Regions from separate parts of the Mus musculus genome. Here regions 2 and 3 are each linked to region 1. The links are chromatin loops, found by intact Hi-C in ENCODE. Cell type or tissue: heart. All regions are shown on one strand.

The links. Peaks named below come from ENCODE experiments on the same cell type or tissue, not always from the same donor. Only the 100,000 strongest peaks of a DNase experiment are listed, where the experiment ranks them.
Region 2: it touches region 1 in a loop (2.0-fold over the local background); 6 of 42 quality-filtered maps call a loop at or near these places.
Region 3: a loop joins it to region 1, with 3.0 times the contacts of the local background. A loop is called at or near these places in 2 of 42 quality-filtered maps.

Annotation. Positions count from the first base shown.
Region 1 is chr9:61,654,366-61,656,865 of GRCm38, forward strand. No RefSeq gene overlaps it. Among named protein-coding and RNA genes, the nearest start is that of Gm34770, 5.8 kb to the right of the region's middle. In heart, no CTCF peak of the experiment used is centred here; a DNase peak (open chromatin) is centred at 1,366; H3K27ac peaks cover 322 bases.
Region 2 is chr9:61,377,845-61,380,344 of GRCm38, forward strand. The region is part of intron 4 of Tle3 (transducin-like enhancer of split 3); the gene reads left to right. Among named protein-coding and RNA genes, the nearest start is that of Tle3, 6.7 kb to the left of the region's middle. In heart, a CTCF peak has its summit at 1,543 (motif pointing right); a DNase peak (open chromatin) is centred at 957; H3K4me3 peaks cover 310 bases; H3K27ac peaks cover 291 bases; H3K27me3 peaks cover 1,495 bases.
Region 3 is chr9:61,335,923-61,338,422 of GRCm38, forward strand. No RefSeq gene overlaps it. Among named protein-coding and RNA genes, the nearest start is that of Gm39349, 2.3 kb to the right of the region's middle. In heart, no CTCF peak of the experiment used is centred here; a DNase peak (open chromatin) is centred at 1,519; H3K4me3 peaks cover 853 bases; H3K27me3 peaks cover 1,404 bases.

The DNA.
Region 1 (2,500 bases):
GGTTTTATATATATATATATATATATATATATATATATATATATATATATATATATATAGATATATTCTGATATTTTTGAAAGCTAGAAAATAGTTTTTTTCTTGTTTATTTTTGTTTTTTAGTTTGAATGCATGTATATGTGTATACACATATTTGCATATCTATATAAGGATATATGTACATGTGGAAAAGACAACATGTATGTGTGTATTGTGGAATGTGTGTGTATGTGTATGTTGTGTTGTGTGTGTGTTGTGTGTGTGTTTGTGGTATATATGTGTTTGTGTGTGTTATGTGTGTGTTGTGGTGTGTGTGGAATGTGTGTGTTATGTGTGTATGTATGTGAGTGTGTTATATGTATATGTTCTGGTATGTGTATATGTGCTATGGGGTGTGTGTGTGTGGTGTATATGTGTTTGTGTGTGTTATATGTGTATGTATGTGAGTGTGTGATATGTGTACGTTCTGGTATGTGTATATGTGTGTGGTGTGGAGTGTGTGTGTGTATAAAGGCTGCCCTCCTTATGTCTTTGAAACAGGGTCTCTCATTGAACATGGGGTTCACTGATAGAGAAAATTGACCAATGAGCTCCAGGAAATCTCACCTTCCTCAGTGTTGGGATTACAAGTGTGTATCATCAATGGTGGCTATTTTTGCATGGACTTCAGGCCTCCACCTTGGGTCCTCATGCTTTTTGCTTATGGAGCCATTTTCCCAGCCCCAGGTGTTTTACGTGTAAAACAACTGCATTTCCAGGTGTAAAACCAAACTTTAAAACCCCCCAACACTGATCTGTGGCCTCTAACGGAATCCAGTTCCCTTTTATAAATAAAAATAAACAGAGGCACGGGACCCATCAGTGACAACCTACACACTGCAGAACTCTAGATGTAGCTAAGTTACTCGTGAGAAGACATTTGGCCCATGTCCTGCCTGAGTGCATCCTCACACACCCAGGCCCAGCCCCTCCTCCTTAGGTCCTTCCAAAAGCTGCTCTGGGACCTTACCCATGGCCTTCTGTCATGTTCTCTCCATGGCCCACATTTACAAATCTCTTTGAATATTTTTTTTTCCTTGACTGTATCCCTCTAAGACTTCAAAGTGGACCAGAACATTCCAGGCCCCAGCTGGAGGCTTCCAACGGCAGCACACACTCTTGCCTTGGGCCAAGCCCTTCCCACCTGCCCCTCCCATACCCTCTGAATGGTTTGTTCTTGGCAGCCCAGCTCCAAATAGCACAGCCAACACCCCAGAAAAGAATCCCATAAAGCCCAGTTAGGGACATGTCAGCAAAAGGGGGAAATGAGATCACAGCCACCCTGCCACCTTCCCTGGCTGGCTAAATCTGTCAGCAGCCCAGCGGTTGCCAGACCCTCCCTGACCCCTCTGGCATGTCCAGCCTAGAGCCCTGGATGCGAGCAGAGGGTGGTGATCAGTGAGCAAGGAGATGACACAGGGCCTCATAAAGCCACCAGGAATCATCCGAGAGTCAAGTGCTGAGACGAGTCTTGCCAATAACAAGGGCTTGGCAGGCTCCGAGGGAGACTGACCGAAGTGAAAAGGGATCTGGCAGGAAACTCGGGCTAGAGTCGGCCTTGGACAGTAGAGCTAATGTGGACGGATAGAGGAAGGGAGAGAGGAACTCTCAAGGTGTCAAATAGGCATGACCGAGGTACAGGAGTGAGATGGGTGTGCTGGTTCAAGTCCCCATACCCCAGCTTTTGGAGAACCTGCCATGGTTCTGACGTCTGCAACCCCACCTGTGGGCAGTGGGGGGGGGGGGGGGCTGTAGCCATGTGAGCTCAGCAGGTGTTTTAGTCTCCTGGCCCAGCCTGACCAATGCCAGGAGTATGAATGAAGGAATGGACAAATGAATCAGTGGACGGATAGATGGATGGATGGATGGATGGATGGATGGATGGATGGATGGATGGATGGAGACAAATAAAAAACTAAGCATCAATCTAATGAGAACTCTGAGGACAGATACCTTTAAAAAAACTGATACTTTGAGTTTTTCGGAGCTGTTTCCCCATCACTCTTTACACCATTCCCTTAAGCAAGCTGAGAGGCAGAGAGTGGCTTTGTGACATCTTGACAAATAAGGAAACTGAGGCTGGGTCTCACTGCTCCAGTATCCCAGATATTGTGGGTATAGTGGCTATTTGGGATGCCTGCCCTGGCTGGGGAGTCTGGCTGGCTCAGGAGGCCACTGACCTTTGCTCTTGTGAACTGGTGTAAAGATGTAAGCATCCTCTATAAAGATGCAACCCTCCTCGGCTCCATTGGGAAAGGGCACCCACTTAGCCCCTGGTTTCCTGGGAGGCAGAGGGGGAAGAGAGAAGGAAGGCTTAGTTGGCTTCAGATCACAAAAAGGAACTGGTGGCCTTGGTGGTGACCTCAGACAATGCCTGAGTCTCAGCTTTTGTCTCTGTTTGCCAGGGGAGGGAGGGATGCAGTGCTGGTCTCATGGTGCTTCTGAGAGGATGAGAGGTGCC
Region 2 (2,500 bases), 280 kb before region 1:
CACTAATTGTAGTGTGGGTCTCGGGTGCATTTGGCGGATGGTGGTTAGGCCTGAGCAAACAAGTTTATCAGCTGACCTGTTTAGCGGTTGACTGGTGTTTTATCTGCACACACAATCAAGTGACTGGAGTGCTTGAATTATTCATGCAGTGTCCTGCCCTCTAGACTTGACTGTGTGATTACATCTGCCTGGAACAAACAGGCTGGATTCTTCATCTTTAAGCGAGTAGGGGTGGGGGTGGGGACTGGATGTACTTTTATATAATAGATAGTCTACAGAGCTAGCACCTTGGGAAAAGTCTGTCTAGTCATCCTCAACCTACACACACACACACACACACACACACACACACACACACACACACGCACTTCACCACCACCACATATTTTTTTCAAAAGCTCTTCTTCACTGGCTCCATGGGAAATACCAATTAGCTGAGAACCTTTCGTTCTGCCAGATGGTCCCTGGTATTGACAGAGGGCAGCTGATGAGGTACGTCCAGCCCGTTTTTATTTTACTGAGAGGTTAAACTCACTGTGGCTGGCTCTGTCCCTGGCTGTGCCCCCCCCCCCCCCAATCTCTCTTCCAAGCTGTCAAATCTCAGAGAAGTAATAAATGGGTCCTCCTACTCTTCTGCCTCCCTCCCTAATTATGGTAAAGCAAAGATTACAGAATCACAGGCCTGGCCTGTGACTTGAAGAGGTCACCACCTCCCCCAGGCTCCTGCTTCCAGGCAGAGTGTCAAGGATGATTCAGCGAGGGCCAGGAGGCGATGATGGCTGACCGACCGGCCCATCAGTTCCCGTCTTGTTCCCGTAGTGCCTTTCCAGTGTCAGCAGCAGATGACAAAGCCAGCTTAGAAACAGACTCCAGAGCAACTGTCATGCAGTGGCTTTGAGGCGTGGTGCTGGAGGAAGCCAGCCGGGAGGCTGGCCTTTCACCCTCTGTTGGTGAGCACTGATGTTTGGCAAGCTGACTTGAGGCATTTTGATTTGGGGGCAGCATCATGCCAATACTAGACAGTCACTATTTTCAGTAACCCAAGCAAGTCCCAGAGCCCCAGAGCTGGAAGAGCGAGCGCTTTGGCTTCTCATCCAAACCTTTGAAGTCATGGATGAGGAAGTAGGCTCAGAGAGACTGGAGCTGGCATCCCCAGACTGCCACAGTCACAGGTGGTGGGATCGAATGCTGTACTGCAGACTTGCCCTCCCTACCCCAGGACTCCTCTGGAGCCAGCCCCTTTCCGTAACTTCGTAGCATGCTGTGTCTTTAATTACCTCTGCTTGTCCCATGCTATTTATTATCCAGCCAGGCTCAGGCTGCAAACTTGGCTCCACCAAAGTCCAAAGTACCCCATTTGGGGTTGTATAACCGTGTCAGCTGAATGCTCTGTGTCCACAGACCTGTCCCCATTTGCCAGCTATTTGCACAACTAATGATTGTGTGTTTGGTAATAAGACAGAGGGCAGGTTCACAGATGAGGCGAAGGTGGTAATAAATAAATAAATAAATAAATAAATCCCTCACCGTTTTACCCTGACCACAAGGTGGCCATCGGCACAGGGCTGAGGACTGAAGGCCGACCATAGGCAACAGTTTTCTGGAAAGACCATGCCAAAGAGTTGACAGGCTTTGGTGGCAGTAGGATGGGGATGCAGGCCCTGGTACTAGGGGCAGTGCCTGTTTGTGTGGCATCTGGGTTGAGCGGTGAGATTGACTTCTTTGCCGGGAGCTCCTTCATTCCCCCACACCGTGGGTTCTTTGACTTTAGCTGCCTTGTTGCTCTACCTTGGAATTGTGGGGGTTGTGTGATCTCCCCAGCAGGGCACCATCTTTGCTGTACCTTGGGAATTACTGAGCCTGAAGCTCTTTTTAACTTTGTCCCATCCAGCTAGAGGGTGACCTAACCCTCTCATCTCAGGCTTCAGTGGATCCCTTGTCTGTGGTAGACGATAGAAGTGTACAGAGCAAAGCTTTCTGTACTCCTCCCGAGTCTTTTCCTTCTTGTACACCTGACCATTGAGATGACCTTAGGACTAGATGAAGATAGAGAAGCCTGCTGGGAAGCCCTACTCCCAATTCTACTATTCCATGCGCTCTTCTGAGCAGGGTTGTGTGGTTACCGGGGCTCCTTTTCTCCCTGCTCTTTAGAATTCTCCCTCCACCCAGGAAGAATCTCATTTACTTAGGGACTCCTTTACTTTTTGGTCCTCAATGCCACATTGTTGAAGGGGATTGTTGAAGGGGGAGAGAGTTGGCCAAGAAATATAAAACATTTTCCATATAGGAAAATGTTTTTCTGCATCACTGTATAAAATCCAGGAACACCAGGAGCCAGGAGGAGATAAACAGCTCTCCGCAGGGCTCGCCCGTGATCTGGCCTCGTGGATCTGAGATGAACCACTTCATCTCAGAGCAGTGGAGGATGCCCCTTTGCCAAGCACACAGTGTGTAATAGGTGCTCAGTAAACACGTGAGGGTTTCCTTCTTTGGGTTGTGG
Region 3 (2,500 bases), 320 kb before region 1:
CTATGCTGCGGCCACTTCTGGCCTTGGCTAGAGTCAAACTCTGTGCTTGGTGTGCAGTGCTGAGCAAGTTGCCATAAACCAGAAGCCAGCCAAATGCAGCAGTCTAGGGGTCGCTCTGAGATTTCCACTGTAGGCCTGGGGTTGAGATGAGAGTCACTGGAGTCATCACCTGGCTTGGAGCTGAGCTTAGGCATGACAGCCTCCGCCTCTGTATTGTGTGAAACGCCTGTTTTCCGGAATCCTGTGGACCCTCTAGCCCTGTTTTTAGTGTTCTCAAGTTGGCCTTACTGGGGTTGCACACCTAAGGACTCTCAAGTGGGTCCTCCTGTGTAATGAGGCCTTCCCTTAGCTGAGAGAAGGTATCCTTTCTAGAAGCAGGAGTCTGACTAGGACAGGAAGGTCACAGAGCTTTGGAGTGATGACAGGCAGTATTAGCAACTCCAAGCTTCACAGAAGTCCCCTGCTGTGACATTCTGCCCATTTCTCTCTCTCTCCCATTCTGGGCCACACTTAGGCCTCACTTCTCAGCCTGGTCTTTCTCTTTTCTCCATTACCCCCTCTGCCCTCAACTGTCTTCTCTCCAACATGGGATTGGGCCTGGGGCCTGGGGCCTGGGGCATGGGAGATGGGGGACTTGGCATTGGACTAGCAGCTGCCACTCTGCCTTGAGTTTGCAGAAAGTGTGGGGATCCTGAGTGACTGCCAATATTTCAAAAGCCCTGCTCAGAATCACACACGGGCCTAAACTTAGACTCTAGGGAAGGCATGGTGAACTCTGAGGGCTGAGATGTAGGTGAGACCCAAGTCACACAGCCAGTTCAATTTCTTTTACCAGGGCGTTCATGCTGGTTAAGAATAATGAAGGGGGCTGGGCTGTGTCTCGGTGGATGGAATATGAGGATGCCCCAGGTTCAATCCCTAGCACTGCATGAGACCAGGGCAAATGGTGCACACCTGTCATCTCAGTCCTTGGGAGGTAGGACAGGAGTTCAAAGTCATCCTCAGCTACATAGGGAGTTCGAGGCCAGACTGGAATACAGGACACTCTTGTTCTCGAAAGAGGGAGTGCCTCTGATAAACAGGTTGGGACTAACTCAACCAGAGTAGTCTTGCTCAAAAACTCACAGTCAATGGCCTGGAGTCCATCTGACATCTGTCCCGCCTCCACTACTGCCCTGCCCCGCCCCGCCCCCTGCATTCCTCCAGGGTTGGTCTTCTGCCCTGAATGAATTTAACCTAAAATTTACGTTTGTAGGATGTTTCCTGTAAGCCCCTCCTAAAAGTTATCTGGGCTTTCCAGCGGCTGTCCCTCCCTACTCCTCCCCCAGGGTCGTCCTGAGGACAGGGGGTTTACCAGCTAAGGGGGAGCAGGGATGTCACATCCCCAGTATCAACGAAATTTATGAGTCACGGGTACCGCCAGACCTGGCTTTCATTCGCCTTCACTCCCCACTTCCTTTCTCTGTATTAATTTCTCCCAACAGCCCAGTTATCTTCCCCCTTGGAGCCCTGCCCACCCTCACTCTCCCTCCCGACACAGCCCTATCTCTAACAGGCAAAAGCACTCAGCGCTGTGATTGCAAAGAGCTGGCTCACTCCAGCACTCACAAGTAACATGCTGTGGCTAATCAAATGTCAAAACAACCTCCTAGGTGATTTAGAGGAGCCTGGTGACAGGAAGACATTGACCACCAAGCCACCAAGAACAGACCACATTTGGTTGGCAGAAAGCAGGGATGCCAGTTTCCATCAAGGTGGGCTCCCCACCCCACCCCACCCCCAGCGAGCTTGGCTGGTTGTTCCTGGGATTAACTGCTCCGCGGTTGGCTTGTGGGCCCTCGGTTTTTTTTTTTTAATGTCCTCTTTTCCTTTGAAGGCAAGAAGATGCTCTGGGCCAAAGGTCAGTGGGGTAATGGTTGAATTTTTTTTCCCTCAGTGACAAAATGTTGCAAGGACTCTGATTCATAGCAACAACCTCGTGGTGAGGGGGAGAGAAGACACTTGTGCCTTGGACTTGGGCAAGTCGAAGCCACTCTGGACTTGTTTCCTCTCCTGGAATACGAGTGAACTGGGTTAAATGGTGCCGAGGTCCTTGAAGCGGTAGGGGCAGAACACTTCTATGCCTGCTACTTCATTTGATGTTCATGGTAACCCCAGCATGGAGCCAGGAGAGGGGTAATTATCTCTAGTTTATAGCACCGAAATGAACGGATCTGGGGCGCCTTCATCTCCACCCAGGAGCTCTGTTCCAGCCAGGAATTCGTAGCCCTCCCTGCCTACCTCAAGGTCTGCTGAGAGGGAAGTAAAAGCCTCCCCCAGCTCATATCACAAAGCAGTCCATCCTCCTGGCTCACAAAGAGAGGTGTCCCACTGTCCTGTTGTCATGGGTCCTGCAGGGGCAGGGCACAGAAAAAGAGACTCTGGCGAGACTTGGGCACACTGGAGTTAGCACGTGCTACCGTCTGCCTTTTGCCTTGAGGAATGGTCACTGTGGTTCTCT